Linked DNA regions of Homo sapiens: region 1 is linked to region 2. A link is an interaction called in ENCODE POLR2A ChIA-PET data of the cell type or tissue named here. Cell type or tissue: MCF 10A. All regions are shown on one strand. Each heading gives the region's core, and the rest is flanking DNA. Links, peaks and the distances in the headings are about the cores only. Region 1 overlaps SPIRE1 (spire type actin nucleation factor 1). Region 2 overlaps LINC01882 (long intergenic non-protein coding RNA 1882).

Evidence for each region. ChIA-PET counts read pairs that join two places held together with the same protein. Peaks named below come from ENCODE experiments on the same cell type or tissue, not always from the same donor. Only the 100,000 strongest peaks of a DNase experiment are listed, where the experiment ranks them.
Region 1: POLR2A ChIA-PET joins it to region 2 with 6 read pairs; 2 of 35 experiments call an interaction of 5 or more read pairs at or near these places.

Annotation. Positions count from the first base shown.
Region 1 is chr18:12,643,519-12,646,435 of GRCh38, forward strand. The region is part of intron 1 of SPIRE1 (spire type actin nucleation factor 1); the gene reads right to left. Among named protein-coding and RNA genes, the nearest start is that of SPIRE1, 13 kb to the right of the region's middle. In MCF 10A, for the core only: no CTCF peak of the experiment used is centred there; no DNase peak of the experiment used is centred there.
Region 2 is chr18:12,739,933-12,742,849 of GRCh38, forward strand. The region is part of intron 1 of LINC01882 (long intergenic non-protein coding RNA 1882); the gene reads right to left. Among named protein-coding and RNA genes, the nearest start is that of LINC01882, 8.0 kb to the right of the region's middle. In MCF 10A, for the core only: no CTCF peak of the experiment used is centred there; a DNase peak (open chromatin) is centred at 1,649.

The sequences.
Region 1 (2,917 bases), core at 240-2,739, 96 kb before region 2:
AACCTAGCCAACAAGAGCCCTGCAGAGAAGCATCCCAGGAACTTCTATCTTCCAAGCCCTAATTCCCTTTAGTTATATCACAACTCTACCAGCCATATCCACTTACCCAAATGTGTTACTTTCCCTCTGTCAAGATTTGGGAGATCTGATTTAAAAACTATAAAAACAACATAGGCTTGACATAGACTACACTTTGCCATTTTTAGCTATTTAACCTTTACTATAAACATTTTTAGCTATTTAACCTTTACTACATATACTATATATAGTCAAGAAATATTTTTGTAATGAGTTTTGTAAGTTACACATTTTTATTATACTTATGAATACAGTACTATTCTTTAAATATAAATATAATGAAAAGATCATTAATTAAAGAAGAAAGTCAAGCTGAGCACTGTGACTCACATCTATAATCCCAGCACTTTGGAAGGCTGGGGGTGGGGGCGCGAATCATTTGAGGTCAGGAGTTTGAGACCAGCCTGGCCAACATGGTGAAACCCTGTCTCAACCAAAAAAAAAAAAAAAAAATTAGCTGGGCATGATGGCACATGCCTGTAGTCTCAGCTACTTGGGAGGCTGAGGAGGGAGAATCGCTTGAACACAGGAGGCGGAGGTTGCAGTGAGTTGAGATCGAGCCACTGCACTCCAGCCTAGGTGACAGAGGGAAACTCCATCTCAAAAAAAAAAAAAAAAAAGGTCAGGGTTAGGGGGCAACTATCATTAATTTAAGGAACTTAACAATTTCCCATCAAAAACATTTAAGTTTATACACATCAGGCAATACAACAGTTCAAATATTTCATCTAAACTATGGCTTATCTTATAGGTCTCAGATGAAATGTGTTCCAAGAGTTTATAGGGAAAGTTATAGTTACATTGTTTTATTATTTACATAAATAAGCCCTCCTATACTCCCCAAAGGATTGAAAGAAGCTAAATTAAATGATCAATAAATGAGTATCAAACAAGTCAGAAAGTGGCAAAAGAAGGAAAAAAACAAATTCAAGATAATATAAAATATATGGAAATCCATAAAAAATATAAACGGTGGTCAAGCACTAATTACCTTTCCCTGATAATCTGCAAGTAACCCTCCATAGTCCATTCTAAAAACCTGGTGGAGCACCTAAGGCAACAAAGGTCTAATCACATGGACACCCACATTTCAAATTTTTTCAACCTCAAGAATCATTTTATAGACTTCCAAACATATATTTAATATTGTTTTAGAACTTCTTTATCAATCTTGACTCAAATAATTTGGAAGTATTCATCTTTTTACAAAGGATAGCAATGGCTCAGTAAAAATGTATTTGTGCAGTACATACAAGGTAACAAAATGCCCCCACATATATTTCTTCATTTGAGTCTCATAACAATTTCACAAGAAGGGCTGGACAAATATTACTTCCATTTTACAAATAAAGAAAGAGAGCGGCCGGGCACCATGGCTCACACATGTACATGTAACCCCAGTACTTTGGGAGGCCAAGGCAGGTAGATGTCTTGAGCCCAGGAGTTCAAGACCAGCCTGGGGAACCTGGCAAAACCTGGTCTCCACACACACATACAAAAGAATAAAAGAAAAAAAAAAATAAGACAGTATCAGCATCAGAAATAGTTAAATGGCTTGCCTGAGGTCATAACTATTCAATAGTAAGCATCAGAGCCAAAAGAATTGAAACTGCATCTTCTGTAGCCAGCTCTTAGTTCTCTCCATGTTATGGTGTGACATTCAACAGCTGATTTGCAACTATCTGGAAGGCAGCAAAGGAGCTTGGTGGGAATCAACATGACTCCACAGGAAAAAATATTTTCCAGGCCAATTTAATTTCCAACAAGTATAAACCATCATCTATCTTCCCACCCTAACCTGCCCCTCCTGCCTACCCTGTCACCCAAGCACCCAGGCAAGAAGTCAGAGCCTTTGAACAATCCTTCCTCTTTCTCACCCACACATAAAAAGTGGAAGAGCTATACCATGTCCTATTTCCTAAATCACTCTCAATCTGATTCTTTCTCTCCATTCCTACTGCCCTAATTCAGACCTCCATCATCTCCTGTTTGAACAGCCATAACACTCCTAACTGGTTTAGCAACTTAAAGGCTACAAAGATCTAAAGATATATAAAATGCCTACTGGTGTCTATGCCCTCCATTTTACCCAATTCAATACATCTACAAAGCCCCTACATTTATCTTTCTAAAAAGAGTAATCTGCTTACATCATTTTCCTGCTTAAAACCCTTCCATAGCTCTCCACTGCCTGTACAGACTATAAATACACACTCGACCATGTGGCTGGCACAAAGTCCTTCATCATCTGATCCCAGCCAACGTGCCTTTCCAGCCCTTCTGACTCCGACTCCCACACACATCCTCCGCTCCAGGCACAGGGAACACCCACTACAAAGAAGACAAACAGGTTTAACCTCACGTGCCAACTCCAAATAATTAGTAGTGGCCACCTGAAGCATCCTGTTGAGAACTCTTGGGGCTGCTTACGAATTCGGCAGCAAAAAATGCGGTAACTGATTAGCAGTTATATGCTTTTGGCATGGGGAAGTGGGTGGCAGCACAACGCCACACTTGCCATCCATGTACTGCTGCTCTCTGAGTACCATATAACGTCCTCCACATCTCCAAGCCTTTCCACTTGCTGCTGCTGCTGCTGCCTCACATAGTCTTCCTTTTAGGCTACAGCCCCATCCTGGAGACCTCCAGAAACCAGATCTCCTCTGTAACACTCGCCTACTGTCACCAGGCAGGGTCAGCCACTCTCTTCTCTGGGCTCTCATAGTTTTCTAAACATCTTTATTATTTTAAAATTATTGCACTGTACTGTGTTAGTTTCTCCATCTATGAGCTTCTTGAAGGTATGAGTGCAGTTTATCCCTCTTTGTATCGTCAACAT
Region 2 (2,917 bases), core at 190-2,689:
AAAAAGAGAAAGGGATGATTTCAGATCTAAACTGTGCACTTTTTCTTTTTAATTTTACAATTTGCATACCATAAATTTATCATTTGTAAATACAAAACTCAGTGGTTTTGTTTTAGTATATTCAGAGTTGTGCAACCATTACCACAATCAATTTTATATTTTTTATCTCAGAAAAAAAAAACCAAAACTCCTTACTCATTAACCTGGTAAACTTCATTTATTTATTTATTTTGAGATGGAGTCTCGCTCTGTTGCTCAGGCTGGAGTGCAGTGGCGTGATCTCGGCTCACTGCAACCTCCACCTCCTGGGTTCAAGTGATTCTCCTGCCTCAGCCTCCTGAGTAGCTGGGATTACAGGCATGCACCACCACGCCTGGCTAATTTTTGTATTTTTAGTAGAGACGGGGTTTCACCATGTTGGCCAGCCTGGTCTCAAACTTCTGACCTCAAGTGATCTGCTGGGCTTGGCCTCCCAAAGTGCTGGGATTACAGGCGTGAGCCACCACACCTGGCCTAGCTTGTAAACTTTATAAGCTGTTATAAAACTCTTCTCCCCTCCCCAACCCCTGCCAACAACAAATCTACTCTCTGACACCATGTATTTGCTTATTCTGAGCAATTCATAGAAAAGAAGTGATGGAATATGTGGCTTTTTGTGGCTGGCTTCTTTCACTGAGCGCATTTTCAAGTTCCATCCATGTCGTAGCCCATGTCAGCACTTCATTCCTCTTTTCTGCCAAAGAATATTCCATTTATGGATATAGCATAATTTGTTTATCCATTCTTCAGCTGATGGACATTTGAGTTGTTTCTACTTTTTAGCTATTATGAATAAGGCTGCTATGAACATTTCTGTCTATGTTCTTATGTGACCATATGCTTTTATTTGTCTTAGATGCTATATTAGGCTGGGCTCTCCAGAGAACAAAAACAGGACTTACAGGACACACACACACACACACACACAGAGTATATACACACACATACATATAGGTGCATGTGTATACACATATATACAGTATACACACACATGATTTACTATCAGGAATTGGCTTGTGTGATTATGGAGGCTGAGAAGTCCAAGATCTTCAATCAGCAAACTAGAGACTCAGGAGAGCCAGTGCTGTAAGTTCTAGTCCAAGTCCATGGGCTGAAAACCAGGAGAGCCAGTGCTGTAAGTTCCAGTCTGAGTCTGATTCTTATTTTTCTTTTTTGTTTTGTTTTTTGTTTGTTTGTTTGAGACAAGGTCTCACTGTGTCACTCAGGCTGGGGCCATCACAGCTCGCTGCAGCCTCGAACTCCTGGGCTCAAGCGACCCTCCTGCCTCAGCTTCCTGAGTAACTGGGACTACACGGGTTCGCCATCACCTTTTTTGTTCTTTGCAGGCCTTCAATGGGTTGAATGAGGCCCGCTGGCTTTGGAGAAGGCAACCCGTTTTGCTCTGTGTACTGATTCAAACATGAGTCTCATCCAGAAACACCCACAAAGACAGCCAGAAACATGTTTAACCAAACATCTGGGCCCCTTGGGGCCCACGTATGTTGACACAAAATTAATCATCACAGCTACACTCCTAGGAGTGGAATTGATGGACCACATGATAACCCTATGCTTCACTTTTTGAAAACCTGCCAAACTATTTTTCTACAGTGGCGGCACCATTTGACCTTATCGCCAGCGATGCCTGAGGGCTCTAATTTCCCCATACCTTGCCATGCCATCCTGCTGGGATGTGGCATCTCTTTGTGGTGAGAAGTGGCGTCTCTTTATCTCTTTGTAATTTTGATTTACATCTTTCTAAAGACTAAGAATGTTGAGCATCTTTTCATGTGCTTGTTAGCCATTTGTATATCTTCTTTGGAGAAATGTCTATTCAGATGCTATGTTTGTTTTTTTTTTTTTTGAGACAGAGTCTCTCTCTGTCACCCAGGCTGGAGTGCAGTGGCGTGATCTCGGCTCACTGCAAGCTCTGCCTCCCAGGTTCATGCCATTCTCTTGCTTCAGCCTCCCGAGTAGCTGGGACTACAGGCGCCCGCCACGCCCGGCTATATTTTTTGTGTTTTTAGTAGAGACGGGGTTTCACCGTGTTAGCCAGGATGGTCTTGATCTCCTGATCTCGTGATCCGCCCCCCTTCGGCCTCCAAAAGTGCTGGGATTACAGGCGTGAGCCACCGCGCCCTGCCCTATGCCCATTTTTTAATTGGGTTACTTATCTTTTTACTTTTAAGTTGTAAGAATTCTTTTTACCTTCTGGATAATAGAATCTTATCAGATACATAATTTTCAAGTATTTCTCCCACTCTGTGGCTTGTCTTTTTATTTTCTTGATAGTATCCTTTGGTGCACAAAAGTTTAAAATCTACAATGGACCTTTTTATTATTATTATTATTATTTTCAGACAGTCTTGCTCTGTTGCCCAGGCTGTAGTGCAGTGGCACAATCTTGGCTCACTGCAGCCTCCGCCTCCCAGGTTCAAGCAATTCTCCTGCCTCAGCCTCCCGCGTAGCTGGGATTATAGGCGTCTACCATCACACCAGCTAATTTTTGTATTTTTAGTAGAGACGGGTTTCACCATGTTGGCCAGGCTGGTCTTGAACTCCTGACCTCAAATGATCTGCCTGCCTCGGCCTCCCAAAGGGTTGGGATTTCAGGCGTGAGCCACCGTGCCCAGCTACAATAGATCTTTGAGTTGAGTAATACAAGCCCTGCTTCCTTTCCCCTAAAGAAGCTTGAGTCAAACCTACATTACTCATTAATGCATTAATGTGAGCACATTCTTTTGATATTGAGTCCATAAGAGAATATGTGCCTAGGAATTCACAGAAATCTAGCAGCTTGGACTTCCCCACACTGTAGAAATGGGGTTTGAGGAACTTCATTTCAGCACAGGTCAAGGGGCTCCAAATGAGTTTGGGT